Linked DNA regions of Homo sapiens: regions 1, 2, 3, 4 and 6 are each linked to region 5. A link is a contact called in ENCODE Hi-C or POLR2A ChIA-PET data. All regions are on one chromosome and are shown on one strand. Each heading gives the region's core, a stretch centred on a gene start or an enhancer-like site at or near the end of the contact. The rest is flanking DNA. Distances are from core to core; before and after follow the strand shown. Region 1 has its middle 130 kb from the start of SCML4. Region 2 has its middle 150 kb from the start of SCML4. Region 3 overlaps SOBP (sine oculis binding protein homolog). Region 4 holds the start of SOBP (sine oculis binding protein homolog). Region 5 holds the start of SEC63 (SEC63 protein translocation regulator). Region 6 overlaps AFG1L (AFG1 like ATPase).

Region 1 (2,789 bases), core at 35-2,534, 270 kb before region 5:
GCTGCTTTTTAGAGAGGACACCGCCCAGCTGCATAATCAAACATTAGAAGCCCAAATGAGAAATCACAGCTTGGAATGAGGTCCAGAGCCTTGACCAGCTTTTCAAGTCGTAAATCATATTCTTTCTCCAAAAAGGGCAGGTCATGAGGACCTCCAGGCACCTCAACATGAGCTGTTGCAAACAGCAATGGTAGTGTGAGCTACGGGGTAGAAAGCCAGTGCACAACCCATCGGGCTCAAAGCTCCCCACCCGCGGGAGAGATTCTTTGTCATCAAATGGGTTAATGGAACCCCGGAGCCCTTTGTCCCGGCCCTTCCCCGAAGCCCTGGCCTCCCCGCTAGCTTCTACACCAGCACGATGCAGACAAAGGCCCACTTGGGATTTTCAGAGCTTTTACTGGATGCCTCTTTAAAGTGTCTAATTTTAATGAAGAAATCTTTCATCTGCCATCCTGTTTCCAGGAGACAGGTTTGGAAGGAATTTTCACAAGTCACTAAGGCCCCTTGGAAATGTGTTTTTTGGTGGAAAACGTAAGGCTGTAAGACATGCACAGAGATGTTCTCACTGGGGGCGGGAGTGGAGGAGGCAAGAGGAGGAAATAAAACACCAAGAAAAAAACGCTTCAAGAGCCAAGTGGAGGAAGGATGCAGAGGTGCAACCGAAAGGGGAAAAGTGTTTGACTGGGAATATATAAAGAATAAGTCAGCCAGAAAACACAGAGTCTCTCCCTGGGGAAATTATATGCAGCTCTAAAAAATGCTACGGACTGGAGAATGCATGGGAGGGGTGGGGTGAGGGGAGAGAAAGGGCGGGAAGGAAAATGTCATCAACAACTGGAATGAGGTAGAGACAGTACATGCACACAGAAAACATGCCAGAAAAAAAAAAAGACAAAACCCTCAAGTTCCTCCCCTCTGCAGCTTTCTGAGCCAAAAAGAAAAAATAAAGGCAACAACTGCTGAACTGGAGAGACGATGGAGATGGAAGAGCAGGTCTGCAGGGTCACGCAGCTGCGAGTGCAGGGGATGTGCTCACACACAGCCCCGCCCCTCTGGAGGTGATGCCGTCTAGAAAGCCTCCCTTGCATACCCTCCTGGTTCCCAGAGGCCTTTGTCCAAGAACCTCCTCTCCTGTATTTTTCACCAAGGGAGCAGCTTCCCTTGCCCCTCCCCCCTCCCCGCCTCCACCGACAGCAAGGAGCTCCCACAGCACTTCCTGTCAGCTGCAAGACACTCTCACCATTATGCCACATGGGACAATGGTGCCATCTTGGTTGGGAGGTCAAGGCTGACGCCAATGAGTTCAGCACAACCTGAGACTTCTCGGAGGTTCCTGGGCCCCACGGGGAAAGGGATATGTGGATATGCATAAACTCACACAGAAGAAATTTGGCCACTGATGCTATGGAATTCAAACTCAAGCATGAGTCAAGGGGTGGAAAAGGGAGGGGTGAGAGAGTGGGGAGACAGAATTCATAGACTATTCCGTGCTGAAGTGGCAAGTGAGAGTCACAGGGGTTAATGGAGATGGTTTTGTTAACAGAGAAGGGCCCTCCCCCCATCACTAAATCACTGGACAAGGCTGATGAGCAGAGCCACCTGCGGTTGGCAGTACTTGAGTTAGGCTTTTACAAGCCTGTGAATTTACTCTTGGTGGCCATGACAGGGTGTCTTCTGCAGCTGATGATGAAAAAAGGTGTGTTTTCCTACCTCTTTAGGATACACAGTCCAAACCAGCACCAAATAATGGAGGAGTTTGGCAGGGGGGCAGGTTTACATGACTTTGAAATTTCTGAATAAAAATATCATCCTGAATTACACACAAAAGACATATTCCATGTGCTTCTGTTTACCCTGTTTCTGCTAACGAGATATTACTTATAAATGTAAAATGTTAAGGATGTTGTCTTCAGCCTGGAGAGAAAGAACGTGTAATTTGCAGCTTTTGCTCAGAGTGATAACCTTATTAAGTAACGGGATTCGCTGATTAACTGCTGCTAACAAAACATTGTTGCCAAACCTGATAGTCTGAAACCGGCAACAGAGCTACTGTCAGAACCACTTCTCCATCCCACCAACCCTGTGGGGATTTTACAGAGATATTTCTCATTTAAATAACCTTCACCTTTCAGTATTTTTTATTGCTTCCACTAATAGGCTAACAATAAGTTAGGAGCCACTCCTAGATGGATGTCGAATCAACCTTGGTGAAGAGTTCAAGGAGAAAAGCAATTCTACTTAAAAAATGATTTTTTAATGAAAGGGGTAATGGGAAACTGTGTGAGTTCATTGAGCACTAGAATGAATGGAAGTTCTTAGTCAGAGATCAGAAGGCAGGATCCGGCCATGCTCAACATATGTGATGGCACTTTAAATTTCTAGAATGGAGCAATATCTCTTTCACAGTGATTCACATAGTATGTGGGAAATTTTCTTTTCCCGTAACTTGCCTAAGAAAATCAACTCCATTCCGGTCTTAAGAAATACTTTACTACTTAGATAATCAGGAGAGAGACCCCTGAGGTAGATCATCTTGGTCTTAGCTATATATCTCCTGTAATTCCTCTCTTCCCCACAGAGCCCCAGTGAGTCCCACCAGCTCAGGACTCTCAAGGTCATGAGTCTAGTCATAAACGGCCTGTTCTGCAGCTAAGTCATAGACCCAGGGGCTATCAGAGCAGGCCAGGGTGGGGCTGCGGAACATGGACCTTGTCTAGTCCAACTCCCTGGGGTCTGGAAAGGTGAACTGACTTGCCCAAAGCCCTCATCTTGTCAGTGGGAAAGCCAGG
Region 2 (3,139 bases), core at 539-3,038, 290 kb before region 5:
CCTGGCACAGGAACGAGCAGGAGGGTAAGGACGGCTACCGTGGAACCAACTTGGAAGTGCCGTGCTGCTCAACAGCCACCCCCACCTCCACACCGCTGTAGGGCCACGGAAGAATGAACAGTGTGGGTGTGCAGATGGAAGACCAAAGTTTCTCTCTCAGCCCCGCCACTTCCTGCCGTGCGCTGCTGGCCGCATTGGTCTTTAATGTCTCCAAGGCTTGATTTCTGTCTCAGTGACATGGAGATGATGAGACCTACTCTTGGGGTTGCTTCCAGGGTTAGATGATAGCAAGTGTGCTGGCTCTGGGCCTGTTTGCTCTGAGATCCATTTCTCAACTTTCCCTGCTCTGCTCCACATGGCAGGGCCCTCACCCTGGCTGTATTCAGCTAATGGGAGATGGGATTTCTCTCCCTCTCTCTCTCCCTCAGCCACCTTCCTCAGTTCCCTCTGGAAAGCCCTTAGGAGCTGCAGCTCCCATGAAGTCTTCCTATGTTTGTTCCTTCAGCCTCAGGGTTTTCTCACTGTCCCCTGCCCAGCTTCTCAGCTCTCCATCACTGTGGACCCCCTTCCCTTCCTTGCGCTCCCCTGGCTGCAAGGGCCTAAGGTGCTCTCTGTTTTCCTGGCTGGGCCTTGGCCGATAGAGTATGTGAACATGTAAACGTGTCGCACACCAAGACAGAGACAGAACCCCCGAAGACCCCAGTCCATAAAGCAGAAGGAAGGACGGTGCAGCTCACCTCGTGTTTCCCACCCTGAGCATCACAACCTGGAGCTTAACCGTAGGTCAGGTGATCTATCTGAAACCATTCCCCAAGGGGTTCTTCAGCTTGGGCCTTTAGACAAACAGAAAAATGGAATAGCAACTATGTATGTTTTTTTTTAATCATATATTAGTTTCATTAAAAATATGGATAAAAAATATGCAGTGGGCTTCTGGTATGCCTTCCATTTATTCTTTGCTTTAAAAAAAAAAGAGAGATGGGGGTTCTCACTTTGTCACCTAGGTTGGAGTGCAGTGGCATGATAATAGCTCACTGCAATCTCAAACTCCCGGGCTCAAGCGATTCTCCTGCTTCAGCCTCCTGAGTAGCTGGGACTACAGGCCTGTGCCACCATACCTGACTAATTTAGAAAAACCTTTTTTGGTTGGGCGCGGTGGCTCATGTCTGTAATCCCAGCACTTTGGGGAGGCTGAGGCAGGTAGATCAACCTGAGGCCAGGAGTTCGAGACCAGCTTGGCTAACATGGTGAAACCCCGTCTCTACTAAAAATACAAAAAATTAGCTGGGTGTGGTGGTATATGCCTGTAATCCCAGCTATTCAGGAGGCTGAAGCATGAGAATTGCTTGAGCCTGGGAGGCAGAGGTTGCAGTGAGCCAAGAGTGTGCCACTGCACTGCAGCCTGGGTGACAGAGCAAAACTCTGTCTCGAAAAAACAAAAAACACCATTTTTTTTTTTTAAGGAAAGGGTCTCAGGCTGCCCAGGCTGCACTCCTTGCTATGGAACTATAGGCAATGTCTCGTGTGTCTGGACTCTCCTTCTAGGTTCTGCTGACCTTGTCTGTGTCTCCTGTTATTCCTGTTCCATACCAAGTAGCATTTTCTTGGGTTTTTGTTTTTTTTTTTTGTACCTATTCCCTGTTTCAGTGCATGTACAGGAAGAGTTGTCTCATCAGGTGCCACTAAGGAAAACTTTCTCCATCAAGCTGCCTGCTGTGCACGTTGCCTGGGCTTTGCCTACCCCTGGTGCTGCATCTGCCTGTGTTCTGTCTTCTGGTTCTGCTGTGCTGTGGGGGAGGGGACGCTTGTACTCCTCTCCTTTTGGCAGGAAGAGTCACTTCCACATTGAGGTCAGAATTGAAAATGGATTTCCCCGTTGGGCAGAGGGATGGAGGCCTGCACTTCCTGTGTAGTGTAATTAATCGCTGCCCCTTCCCTGCCTGCAGCCGTCCAGGCTCAGGGCCGGCCCTGATTAACCATTTCCTGCCCAACGTTGTGAAGGCTACGAAAGACCTGTGTGAGCTTTCGCATCCTTCCTTCCTACAAGTTCGCTATTAATCTCTTGTAGGCCATCCCTCAGGTTAGGGAGCTCTCTGTGCTGGGCTCGTTTCTGCTGTGTGGGGAGAACTCAGTGCCCAAGAGGCTCCATGGAGCAGAAAAGCCTGAGTCCAGAGGAAGAGGGGCAGGAGCTGAGGAAGCGAGGACGGCAGGGCCCTGCTTACGGAGCAAATTTAGTCCATCTTTCTCACTCCCTTCCCATGCCCATGGCTATGTCATCTCAAATGGACAGGGCTCAAAAGAAGGCTTCTCTTCGCCCTTCTAGCTGCCTGATTTTCATGTCATCTGAAGGTACAGTGAGTAAAGAACATGACCTCAGAGATGACATTTGGAAGCCTTTAGGTTGGTTTGAATTCCTGCAACTTCGGAGCCGTCCCTTTCTCACATGTGCATAAGCCATGACATTTGAGAGCTGGAAAGGACAGGATTGTTCGTATTGTTCAATGCCCTCATTTTTGCACATGTGGGAAGTGAGGTATAGAGAAAGGCGGAGTGACTTGTCTAGTGGCAGTTAGCTCGTGAGTAGCAGGATCAAGATGGGAACCCGGGTCTTCATGAACTCTCCGAATGCTTCTTTCAGCAGTTACTTTGGAATTAGAACCGATTAAAGTGTTTGCTGCCTTGATGTGGGGTGTGAGTTGTGTTCCACAGACACAGAGCTCGGTGGATTAATGGTGTGCTGGAACGTGTTTAACTGTGGGCTCTCTGAGGGGAAAAAGCGTGATTATCCATAAGTACGTAAGTTTATTATACATTTTGCTGTTATGAAAGATGTGGAACATGCAATTTATAATAACGATAAAATATATAACACTCTTTGTTATAAATTCCATAGAACCAATAGATTCTCACAGCATGGTCTTGTTGATTTTTGTTGAATTCTTGTAACTACCTGGTTGCAATTGCTGAATGAGTGTAGTTCTGATATAAATGTTGAATGATATTTTCTTGTATGTTAATGTATTAGACAAAAGTGAAACCACGAAGACATAGGTTGAAACCTCACTCATTCATCAACGACATGAGTGACTTCTTTTCTAAATCAAATACTGGGAGAATATTTCCTCAAATTTTCATGTTA
Region 3 (2,855 bases), core at 240-2,739, 320 kb before region 5:
CAGTCCTAGAAACAACTGTTCCAAGGCAAGGAGTTCACTTCATTGGGGAAGCCAAAAGGGTGGAGGTCCCAAAAAGTTTTTTGCCAATTTAGTTTCTCAAACTGAGAAGTTCAAGAGAGGAGGCTGTCTGGGAGGAGGTTGGGAAGTCAGTCCATACATTCGAAACAATACTATAGGTGCCTACTTTTAAAACAAGGAAAAGAAGGAAAACTGAGAGTGACAAAAGGAAATCAGTATGAATGGGATGTGCTCGGATCCTGTGTCAGACTTGTGCTATCTAATGGTCCAGTACTTGACTATTGGGAATATTAATTGGTGACAGTCCCTAAGTTAAGGGTTAGCTTGTCTGTTGGGATGCAGTTGGCACATATAGTTCTAGGTAGAGGTACTTCAGAGAGCCAGAAAGAAGACACCAGGTCTGTGTCATGGACACATGTGAGTGGGAGGACCTGGGAGTGTGCTTCCTGTGATCATTTCAGACTTGTAGAGGAAAGTTTTCTGGAATGAATGGTGTCAAGATTGGCCTGAGATATGTCCCAATTCAATGCTGCTGGGACCATGTTAACCCTTATGACCAGGGACTTGGAGGGAAGGTTTTAATGTACAAGCATCCAACTTTTATATATGATGTCAATCAGGTTATGATGGAATATGAAATGACATCTGTGACTGGATATTTATTACTTTCAGATGTACCCATAACCTTCCATCTTCAGCAGGACTGGGACTAGAGTGAAGCAAAGGAAGGGCTTAGGGCAGAGACTTTGAGGAGGCACCCACTCAGGGTCATGCTAGTGCAGCACTGGTCCTGGCTCTGTCTCCAGATCCATATGGCAGCTCCCTAAAGCTGGTCTCCTGGCCCCCTGGACTCGTCCCTGGATGGCCTTCAGCAACTCCCCCTGAAATTTCATGGAAAGTTTTATGTGCCTATGCACAGAGGCATTTTCATGGGAGAAGACGTCCATAGATTTTGGCTCCAGAAAAAGTATGCTCTATATCTCTGAAGGATTATCTTACCTTATTATGGAGCAATATCTGAGTTGAAATTTTTCTTGTTTCTCTGAGGAAGCTGAATTAATGGAAAGTTTCTCTTAAAACTTAGAATATATTGTTTGGCAATTTCTGCTGTGGGCCTAATATTGCAGAATCAAAGTTGGAGCTACATCATGTAGCACTTGCCTCAATAAGATTGCCTTAGTGACACAATGCAAAAGGTTACAGACTTTTCTTCAAGTTACCATTTCCCACAAGGGCCTGTGATGAAAGAAGAAAAGAGAAGCAAGAAAAGAAATAAGCTAGATACTTCCCCAGCACTTGGACCTTCAAAATTTGTACGATACAGGGAGACACTGTTCTTCTGTGGAAAGATCTTCTACTCTGCCACTGAGGCCAAGAAAGCAGAATGGCCAGAGTCAGAGAGGTGGACAGGTCGGTGAACACCAGGGCATTGATGTGGCAGTGTCTGGGAGCGCTGCCAATGCTCCCTAGCTCCCCAGTATGCCTCTTTACTTGGAGAGACTGCACTTGGAAAGAGACGCGTTCGGCCAGCTATTAACCAGCCGTTGCCCAGGAGGGCACTGGAAATCAGTTCCCTGACTGGTTTCCAATGAGTCACTCCCTTGCCAGCCTAAGCTGCTGCCTGTGCACCATGTTCAATCATTTACACCTACCTTCATGCAGACAAGTGCTGCAGAGGGGCAGAGATGTCTGAGGACCAAAATACGCTGCACCGTGGAACACTTACCTCATGTTGTGGAACACTTACCCTCACCCGAACGCCCCGCCTTTTCCAGACTTTCCTGTCTAAGAGATCGTGCCAAAGGGACGGGGGTGGCCATGCTGTTTTCTCTTACCGTGTCCTGCACAACTTATTTTGTATCCTTCCGTTGCCGTTTTAAGTGCATAGCACTTTCTATGTGGATGGATGTTAAGGCAATGCATTCTGCATGTGTAAACTTTTTCTTAGGGCCTCAAAGGGCATAAACGAAATTCATTCAGAGAAAGAAAGAAATTAGCTTTAGAAAATAAACAATTTAGCACTGGCATCGTTTAACAGGGTCCCATTCTCAAGGAAATGGGGTAAATGCCATTTCAGACACCAGCTCTGAATACTAACTGCAGAGAGTTCTTCTCCAGATTTGTGGATTTCCACAGCACAGAAAAAAAAAATAGGGTGGGGTCAGGATTGGGAACATGAGACCATCAACAGGGAGGGGAAGTACACACACATGCACAAAACTTATTTCAAGGGTCATCGAAAAGATTCTAGTGAAAAATGACTGGAGCAAAAGAAAATGACAATAACAAAAACTTGGAATTATTCTCTAATGCTTTAAAATAGTCCCAAGTGTACTACATAGTTTAAAATTGGAAATCAGTCAAGTTACCTAACTCTGCCACTCCTTGGACTGAATTAATGATCATAAGCAAAAAATGCTTGTGCAATTGTACTGTGTGGTCCAGATGTACAGCCCTGAGTAGAGAGATGGGGGCAGAGCAGACCTGGCTTTCCAGGTAGCCAAGGGGTCAGGGCTGGGGCAAATCAAAGCTTCCAGTGCTCCCAGCCTCATTCCCATCCAGATATTTGGCTGCACCAGCACTAGTTGTCTCATCATTTTCCCCTCTGAACCTCTGGTTTGTTGTCTGTCTTTGATATAGTAAGCTGTGTTTTGTTTTGGGTAAAAAGGGAAGTAAGAATGTGACTGATAGTATTTAAAGAACAAAAGGGAGAAACGCTTCATGAATTCATTTGATATGGAACATTGACCTAACATCCAAAAAAATACAACTAAAAAGTAGATCTTTCCCTCATTTGCATGGCTTATTTCCCCAGATATGTTTTTGGTATTGAAAAT
Region 4 (2,749 bases), core at 98-2,597, 470 kb before region 5:
GTTCCACCACTGTCATAACGAACACTCCACAGTAACATGCAGTGGAACAATGGACACCCCCATATCGCATTGTGTCAGGTAATTATGAAGTGTCGAGGCGCGGGAAGGAGAAGCCGGGAACGTCAATGTGTCCTCTGCAACGTGTGGGAGCGCTCAGAGCCGCGCGTATCACAGAAACATCATCCAGTCGTCACCCCCAATGCCTCAACCCAGGGACAGGGACAGACTCAATCAGACCTCGGCCCCAGGCGTGGCAGGAGAGGGCCAAAGAGGGGACTTGTGAGCGCAGAGGGAGCGAGCACCGCTCCATGGAGGGCAGGCGCTAGCTGGGAAGTCGGGAGGAGAAAGTGCAACCAGGCGGGGAGGGGAGGATCCCACCGGGGCGTGGCGAGGGCGTTCGGGGTCCGGGTGAGCGGGACCCTACGCGGGACCGTGCGCTCCCAGAAGCTCCCACTCAGCCCAACCTTTTGGGCGAAACCCAGGACACCCAGATAAGGGTGCAGGCGGGGTCACGCGTAAAGCTGTTACTTTGAAGCAGGGCATAAGTGAGAGAGAGATAAAGAGAGAAGGAACAAGGGGAAAAAGAAATGAAGGGGCTGAAGGCCGAGATGTCCTACTTCTAAGTAGTTCTTTGAGAGGCAAAAGCTTCATTGCCATTGCAGTCCGAGGCAGCGCCGCGTGGAGGACCGGCCGGGCGGGGCGCGGGGACCTCTCCAAGGGGTCTCCAGCCTCCGCGCACTCTGCGGTGGCCCCCGGAGGGGGAAACTATTCTGGCAGCTCAGTGGGGGGAAGCTCGTCCGGGCTGTGGTTTCCTTTCCCCGAGACCCCAGCGTTGCACCCCCGAGGCGGCAGGCTCAGTCAACCCTCCCCGGGGGACGGCGGCCCTCTAGCCAGGCGACCTCAGGTCTCGCGACCTCCCGCCGCCCAACCTTCTCCTTTCACCCCCATTCATTTTTCCTCAGCGGCTCCTAGGACGGGCTCAAAAACCAACTCCACACGCAACCCAGCCCACCTCGCGGAGCTGAGAAGCAGGGCTGGGTTCCGAGCGGGCGCCGGCGCCCCTGGCGTGTGGCGGGGAGGTGGCGGCCGCGGGGGGCGCCGCGAGCCGCCCGTGCCCGCCGCGGATGAACAGGCGGCTGCGAGCAGCCCCCGGAGCCGCGCAGCATCCGCGTATCCAGTGACGGTGGAAGCCACGCCCGCTCGAGAGCCGGGGGGCTGTCCTCGCCCCCCCCACCTTTCCCCTCCCTCCGACCCCCTCCCGGCCGCGCTCCCTCCCCTCCTCCCGCGCCGGCCCCCGGCCCGCCCCCGGCTCGGCTCGCGGGAGGCGCTGGGCGCCGGGGCTGGCGCGCTCTCCCGGGCTCACACACAGCCGCGCACGCACGCCCGGGGCCGCTCTCCGCGCCGGCCCTTGCTCCCCGCGCCCATGCGGACGGACCGAGCGACGGAAGATGGCTGACGACTCCACGGGGCCCCGAGGATGCGGCCCGGCGGCGGCGGCGGCGGGAGCGGCAGCGGCAGCGAGGGCGGCAGGGGCAGCGGCAGCAGCGGCGGCGTTGGCTGCGGCGGCGGCGGCGGCGGCAGCAGGAGCCGGAGCGACGGCGGCGGCATCCCCGAGACTCTCCGCACTATCCTTACCCGTGACAGCCACTGACGTCCTCCGCCGCTAGAAGAGACCCCGCTTCTCGGCGCCTGCCCTCCCCCTCGCGGCTCGGTCCGGCCCCGCCAGCACCGCTACCTCCGCCAGCCTCGCCACCATCAGCACCACCTCCACCGCCGCCGCCGCCGCCACCACCACCGCCGGCGGCGGCAGCAGCCATTTCATCTCCACAGAAACCAGACACAAAAACATGGCAGAAATGGAGAAAGAAGGGAGACCTCCCGAAAATAAACGGAGCAGGAAGCCGGCTCACCCAGTGAAAAGGGAGATCAATGAGGAGATGAAGGTATTTTTTGATCTCGGGGGCCAGGGAGACTGAGCTCTTTCTTGCGCCCGCTCCCCGTGGGCCGTGGTATGGATCTGGGGGGTACCGGGGCGCGCTTGTCAGTTTCTGTAGGATGCCCAGAACGGCTCCGCTCCTCCTCCAGGTGTAAAGCAGAGGCCAACTCGAGGGCTGCATCCCCGAAATTGTTGCCAACCTCAGATTTGATGAGGGGGGACCACATACTATTTAACCTTACGAATCCCAGGTTGGCACGGACGCGTTTCAGGGCGAGGGCACCGGGGACTCGAGCGGCGTTGGGCAGGGGAAGAGGCTTTCCCAGTGGACGGTGCAGTTTCTCCCCCCTTTTTGAGAATCATCCTCAGGGTCCCTCCAAAGTTAGGAGCCTCCTGGCCGGGGCACCCCGGAGAGAGCTCTATTCCACCCCTCTCCCCCAGCTCACCCTCCTGCTCCTCAATCCCGCTTCCCCCCAACCAACCAGCTGCGACGGCGTGAAGAGCCCGTCAGTGCCCGGCGAGCTGCGGCCCGAGAGGCGCGGGTCTGGGCACGGTCCTGACCGCTCTCCTCGCCCGCCCCCGCCCGCACCTCACCACTGGCAGCCTCCGCCTCCCGCTCGCCTCTGCCTGCCTCACTTCCCAGCCAAGCAGACCCCGGCCAGCCCCGCTGGAGGACAGCTGTCTGAGGGGCGGCCTTTGCAGGGCGCCTGTCCATTGTTCGCTAAGGCCGGCCCGGAGTCCTCTCGGCGAGGCTGGGCTCCCCGCCAGGCCAGCGGTGCACCAGAGGTGGAGAGCGCAGCAGCCTGGCGCTCC
Region 5 (2,784 bases), core at 109-2,608:
CCTAGACCTCCAGCACACCCAATTGAAGAGAAGATATTTAAGCAAGTTAGCACAGCTCTTGTGCAATAGAAAGCTTTCCCTAAGTTGTTAATACTCAAAACCCACTCCTTACTGTTAACACTACCATAAATAACCCATTAGGCCCTCGCAGTTACATCAGCTTTAAGAATACCATCTGCCATATGTCCTAGTAGAGTGCAACAAATGGATGCAAACATTACCCAAACATCAAGTGAAATATGAAAAGAATCTGTTATTCTGTGCTTTAATTCGATGTTGTTTAATGTGAAAAGACTTAGAACCAAAAGTAAATCGACCCACTACCTCAAAATTCCCTACAAGATTAATTAAACGAGACTTAATCCTTCATACTTGCACTTTTTCCGTCACAAACAGGAAACTCCGAAGAAAAGGAAATAGAAAAAAGCCTATTTTTGCTAAGAGGAATAACGGCATTGCTTCCAACCCCCACAGTGAGTGAACAAATGAAAAAGCAACGGGAGGAAGTGACGGGGGTAGGCGGTGGAAAGCTCAATTGGAGTCCTAAGCATGCCACCCGGCTCAGAGATGCCCTAAAACATCTGTTAAGAGCAGCTGCAACAGGGAAACCGGAGTCGGGGGATGAGGGCCGCGAACTGGACGGACTGAGAGTTGTGCCCGCACGTTCAGTCTCTTCTTGGCCAACTCTTTGCTCACCTCCCAAGTCCCCATCCCGCTTCCTCCATAAAGAAAAATCCCCAATAAAAGCAAAGGCAGAGAAGACAAAGAGGCAGGAGGAGGCTGCAAGGAGCGTCCACAACAATGGAGAAGATGGAGCGAGCGAAACTCCTGAGGACAATGAAGGGAGGTGGAGAAGCGCCGAGGGAAACGCTGCTGACCCGGGCCCCGCCAGTGGCGGACGCTGGACACAGGCCGGGCCGCACCGTCCCTGTCATCCCGGACGCCGCGGGCTGGGGCCGGGCAAGCGGGCGCCGCAGGGCCTGGGGGCGCTGGCGGGGCCTGCGCGGGTTCGCGGGCAAAGGCCGGCGGGACTCACCGGCATTCTGATCTCGGGGCCAGAGGTAGTATGTCGCCGGGATCACGATGAGCCCCACGAAGGAGGTGAGGAAGTAGAAGAAGGTGTTCCCACTGTCATCGTACTGGAACTGCTGCCCGGCCATGGCACCCCCTCCTCCGCCTCGCTCTTCTCACCGCCGCCGCCACGACCACGCTCTGCACTCCCGCTCCCAACGCCCCGGCCCGAGTGGCGTAGCTTGGACACTGCCGCCGCCGCCTCTCCTCCCCGCCCCCACGCCACTCTCACGGACACGCCGCCGCCACCTCTGCCGCTGCCGCCGCCGTCGCCAGCTCTCGCGAGAGGAGATAGTTCCCGCCCCGCTCAGTTTTCCCTCCCCCTGCGTGTCCCCAGCGAGCTCGCTAAGGGAGACGTGGCGAGCGCAACGGTGGAACTCGGCGAGGTCTCGCCCTTAGCCCCGCCCTAACGTCAAAGCCCTCCCCCAACCCCTCCCCTAGGGTCCCGCCCCTAACCGCTCCGCCTTCCTCCACCGCTCAGTTTCCCAGCGCACCACGCCGGATTCCGGGCGTCGGCGTACAGGATCCCAGAGAAGGCTTCCCGCCGGAGCAGCGGTCGCGGGCGGTTCACCTGGCTGCGCAGGGGTCCCAGATATTCAGAGAAGAGCTGAGGCTCAGCCTGTCCTGCCCTCTGGATTAATTGCCCTGGTTGATCACGTTTCCTTGGGTTCTGGATCTGCTCCTCCAGCCCCCATATTTTGGAAACAAGTGTCATTTAGAATAGGGGGTGGGAGGCCGGGCACAGTGGCTCACGCCTGTAATCCCAGCACTTTGAGAGGCCGAGGCGGACGGATCATGAGATCAGGAGTTCGAGACCAGCCTGACCAACATGGTGAAACCCACTCTCTACTAAAAATACAAAAATTAGCCGGACGTGGTGGCGCGCGCCTCCATCTCAAAAAAAAAAAAAATTGGGGGATGGGGAGGTGTGGGTTGCGGGAGGTGTGGGTTGCAGTTGTGTTTTCAAAGCAATGTTTACTATCTGGCCGGGCGCAGTGGCTCATGCCTGTAATCCCAGTACTTTGGGAGACCGGGTGGATCATGAGGTCAGGAGTTCCAGACCAGCCTAACCAACATGGTGAAACCGCGTCTCTACTAAAAATACAAAAACTAGCCGGCTGTGGTGGCACGCGCCTGTAATCCCAGCTACTCAGGAGGCTGAGGCAGGAGAATCGCTTGAACCCGGGAGGCGGAGGTTGCAGTGAGACCGGATCGCTCTCCACTGGGCGACAGATTTGAATCTACGCTGTGCCCATCTTGCAGATGAAGATTTCCCCAAGCCGTTACAGATGGTTCCCTACCCATTCCAGAGCTGCTAATTATAACCACCAGCTTCAGGCGGTAGGCTGAGACCTTTATTGTTTTGTGTCATTTAGTCATCAGTAAACCCCATGGAATAAAGCAAAGTATGTCTGCTCTACAAATGAGAAAATTGAGGCCCAGAGAGACTGCCCAAGGTCCCTCACAGTAAAAGAATGTCTGAGGATTCAAACCCATATCATTTTGATGCCACAAAGCCAGTGTGCCCTTGACCCTCCATCGCCCAGGACCTTAAAATTTCCTGACAGTGACTGGCATTCTCCCTGCGGGTTGTGAACAGGAAACTGCATTTCAGGGATGGACGGTGGCGGGAGCAGTCGCTCTCGGGAGCCTCTCCTTCCCCTGGCTGTGGGACCCTAGAGGCTGGTGTCCGCTGAGCTGGAAACTGGACTT
Region 6 (2,749 bases), core at 147-2,646, 390 kb after region 5:
TTTTTTACTTTTAATTTCCATTAATATTTCTAGTCATAACCTAAGCCCTTGGATGAATAATTTAGTCGTTATTATCTTTAATGTAGTTGACAGTAGATACTCTTAATGCATAAGTGGTAACATTTCCTTGGTCTCCCAGTTCTAGACATTGGGCAGAAAGACTCACATATTGCTGGAAACTTTCTGAGTGGTCACTTCTTTCTAGGTTTTCCTAATCATGTAGTGTCTTGCTTATGAAGTCTTCCCTGACCTCATTCTTACTGAAATATTCTGTTTTGTGGTTTCTATTTTCTTCAAACAAATCCTTTTCTCTTAGTCTTAAACCTCTCCTTGGCCACCCTCAGCCACTGATATCATGAAGGAGTTTCTACTTGGCTTTTTTGCCTCCTTGCTTTCAATTATTTCTTTGATGTCTTTTTTAATTTTTTAATTTTAATTTTTTCTAATCCCTCAGTTTACTGTCAATCAATTATTTCTTCTACTGGCATACTCAAAACTCACATTCACATGTAACGAGGTCAGTTTTGGACCTAGACTAATATTCACACTCTAGGCTCCCCTATAGCCACAACACATTTGCGTTATGAGGGAGTGATGGCAGGGGATATTATCTTAGTAACATTTTTAGGAAAAGAAAAAAAAAGGGCATTGAATAAGTAGGTTTTGTTTTGTTTTTGTTTTTGTTTTTGTTTTTGTTTTGAGATGGAGTCTCTCTCTGTCACCCAGGCTGGTGCGGTGGCGCGATCTCGGCTCACTGCAAGCTCCGCCTCCCGGGTTCACGCCATTCTCCTGCCTCAGCCTCCCAAGTAGCTGGGACGACAGGTGTCTGCCACCATGCCCGGCTAATTTTTTGTATTTTTAGTAGAGACGGGGTTTCACCGTGTTAGCCAGGATGGCCTCGATCTCCTGACCTCGTGATCCGCTCTCCTCGGCCTTCCAAAGTGCTGGGATTACAGGCATGAGCCATGGCGCCCAGCCAAATAAGTAGTTTTAATGCCTTAAAGATTAAACTGTTCCTTTCTAAACTGTTCCTTCTTTTTCTAATTTGTTTACTGCTACCTTGCATTGAATGTCCGTTTTGTATTTCCAGATTTAGCTAATCTAATAAGAGAGAATAATTTAGTTCACAAAAGTGAACATTAGAGATTGCCCCTTAAAATTCTTCAGGTTCTTGAAATTACAGAAAAGAAGGTCAAACTATTCTTTTTCTTAGTTCATTGGCTAATTGGTACTTTTGAGACCAATGTATACTTACTTCTTATTTTGAAAGCAGTTATAACAGACACTTGATCAATTTTATGTTCCTGCACCTTTGGGCACCATTAATGATTCTCATCTTGTTGTCAGGTCTCATTCTTTGCCTCCTGAGAACATCTACTTCCAGTACCTTCACTTTCATATTAAGTCATCGCTAAAATCAACAACTTTGTTCCTCCTGTTACCTTAACCACCTGACCATAAATGGAGATGGTTAAAGAAGCATAACTGCTTCCACTTCTGTAAAAGCACTTTTTTTTTAAAAACCCTATGAATGTTGTTGGATTTTAGTTTAGAAAATACAGCCATATGGTAACTAATTGAAGGGAAGCATATTACAAGTTATTCATCTGAGTGTTTGAAAGCAATAGAAAAGATGTGATAGTATGGGATGTTCATATAGTTTGGGTAGGTGGCAACCTTTGTTTGGAAACATCCTTATAATATAGAGAGGGGAAGAGAAAGGAATTCTGAAATGGGAAGTGAGACGAACATTTTGGTGGCTATAATAAGTTTAGTTCAGACCACTTATAAAATATGTAATCGGCCAGGCATGGTGGCTCATACCTGTAATCCCAGCACTTTGGTAGGCCGAGGCGAGTGGATTGCCTAAGCCCAGGAGTTCAAGACCAGCCTGGGCAACATGGCAAAACCCTGTCTCCACAAAAAATACAAAAATTAGCCTGGTGTGGTGGCATGTGCCTATAGTCCCAATTACTCGAGAGGCTAAGGTGGGAGGATCACTTGAGCCTAGGAGGTCAAGGCTGCAGTGAGCCATGATTATGCCACTGCACTCCAGTCTGGGCAACAGAGTGAGACCCCCATCTCAAAAATGAAATAAAATAGGTAATAAAAGATCAAGTTTTCATTTGAGGGGCTCTCTGTATGGGAGAGTAGCCTCAAAATGCCACCATAAGCTCTTATTCTTTATTCTTTTCCTTTGTTGGACTTGGGAAACAGGTATTAAATTTTAACAAGGCTGGGCATGGTGGCTCATGCCTGTAATCTCAGCACTTTGGGAGGCTGAGGCAGGATGATTGCTTAAGACCAGGAGTTTGAGACTAGCCTGGACAACTAGGTGAGACCCCATCTCTACAAAAAAATTAAAAAATTAGCTGAGCATGGTGGTGTGTGCCTGTGGTTCCAGCTACTCAGTAGGATGAGGTGGGAGGATCACTTGAGCCTGGGAGATCAAGGTTGCAGTGAGTTGAGATTGCACCACTGCACTCCAGCCTGGGCTACAGAGTGAGGCCCTATCTTAAAAATAAATAAATAAGTAAATTGGGCTAGGTGCGGTGGCCCACGCCTATAATGCCAGCAACTTTGGGGGGCTGAGGGGGGCGGGTCATTGAGGTCAGGATTTCAGACCAGCCTGGCCAAAATGGTGAAACCCCGCCTCTACTAAAAGTACAAAAATTAGCCGGGTGTGGTGGTGGGTGCCTGTAGTCACAGCTACTCAGGAGGCTGAGGCAGAGGTTGCAGTGAGCCGAGA

What was found. A loop is a pair of places that touch in the nucleus more often than their neighbours do. ChIA-PET counts read pairs that join two places held with the same protein, here RNA polymerase II (POLR2A). Pooled maps may share reads with other maps.
Region 1: a map of chondrocyte shows a loop between it and region 5 (3-fold over the local background). The contact joins the enhancer-like site here to the promoter of SEC63 in region 5. A Hi-C loop is called at or near these places in 1 of 168 maps with a recorded cell type or tissue (chondrocyte) and 1 of 50 pooled maps. POLR2A ChIA-PET finds 5 or more read pairs at or near these places in 3 of 52 experiments (OCI-LY7, activated CD8-positive, alpha-beta memory T cell and activated naive CD4-positive, alpha-beta T cell).
Region 2: a loop to region 5 is called in a map of K562, with 4 times the contacts of the local background. The contact joins the enhancer-like site here to the promoter of SEC63 in region 5. A Hi-C loop is called at or near these places in 5 of 168 maps with a recorded cell type or tissue (CD8-positive, alpha-beta T cell, IMR-90, K562 and 2 more), 16 of 37 single-sample maps with no recorded cell type and 18 of 50 pooled maps.
Region 3: a loop to region 5 is called in a pooled map, with 3 times the contacts of the local background. The contact joins the enhancer-like site here to the promoter of SEC63 in region 5. A Hi-C loop is called at or near these places in 1 of 168 maps with a recorded cell type or tissue (CD8-positive, alpha-beta T cell), 12 of 37 single-sample maps with no recorded cell type and 10 of 50 pooled maps. POLR2A ChIA-PET finds 5 or more read pairs at or near these places in 1 of 52 experiments (activated T-cell).
Region 4: a loop to region 5 is called in a map of sigmoid colon, with 6 times the contacts of the local background. The contact joins the promoter of SOBP here to the promoter of SEC63 in region 5. A Hi-C loop is called at or near these places in 3 of 168 maps with a recorded cell type or tissue (chondrocyte, endothelial cell of umbilical vein and sigmoid colon) and 15 of 50 pooled maps.
Region 6: a pooled map shows a loop between it and region 5 (4-fold over the local background). The contact joins the enhancer-like site here to the promoter of SEC63 in region 5. A Hi-C loop is called at or near these places in 3 of 37 single-sample maps with no recorded cell type and 4 of 50 pooled maps.

Annotation. Positions count from the first base shown.
Region 1 is chr6:107,690,132-107,692,920 of GRCh38, forward strand. No RefSeq gene overlaps it. Among named protein-coding and RNA genes, the nearest start is that of SCML4, 130 kb to the right of the region's middle. Within about 2 kb of position 1,285, at least 5 of the 41 ENCODE cell types and tissues checked have a DNase peak (open chromatin) inside an H3K27ac peak, as active enhancers do.
Region 2 is chr6:107,669,168-107,672,306 of GRCh38, forward strand. No RefSeq gene overlaps it. Among named protein-coding and RNA genes, the nearest start is that of SCML4, 150 kb to the right of the region's middle. RefSeq lists enhancers at 1-340, 1,704-1,763. Within about 2 kb of position 1,789, at least 9 of the 41 ENCODE cell types and tissues checked have a DNase peak (open chromatin) inside an H3K27ac peak, as active enhancers do.
Region 3 is chr6:107,640,087-107,642,941 of GRCh38, forward strand. All of the region lies in intron 6 of SOBP (sine oculis binding protein homolog), which reads left to right. Among named protein-coding and RNA genes, the nearest start is that of SOBP, 150 kb to the left of the region's middle. Within about 2 kb of position 1,490, at least 9 of the 41 ENCODE cell types and tissues checked have a DNase peak (open chromatin) inside an H3K27ac peak, as active enhancers do.
Region 4 is chr6:107,488,770-107,491,518 of GRCh38, forward strand. It overlaps SOBP (sine oculis binding protein homolog), which reads left to right and starts at 1,348. Exons shown (of 7, transcript NM_018013.4): 1 at 1,348-1,943. The coding sequence starts at 1,848. RefSeq lists silencers at 1,578-1,627, 1,668-1,727.
Region 5 is chr6:107,956,850-107,959,633 of GRCh38, forward strand. It overlaps SEC63 (SEC63 protein translocation regulator), which reads right to left and starts at 1,359. Exons shown (of 21, transcript NM_007214.5): 1 at 1,037-1,359. The coding sequence starts at 1,160. RefSeq lists enhancers at 798-1,399, 2,002-2,602 and a silencer at 1,022-1,561.
Region 6 is chr6:108,347,400-108,350,148 of GRCh38, forward strand. The region is part of intron 3 of AFG1L (AFG1 like ATPase); the gene reads left to right. Among named protein-coding and RNA genes, the nearest start is that of AFG1L, 54 kb to the left of the region's middle. RefSeq lists an enhancer at 1,324-1,493. Within about 2 kb of position 1,397, at least 2 of the 41 ENCODE cell types and tissues checked have a DNase peak (open chromatin) inside an H3K27ac peak, as active enhancers do.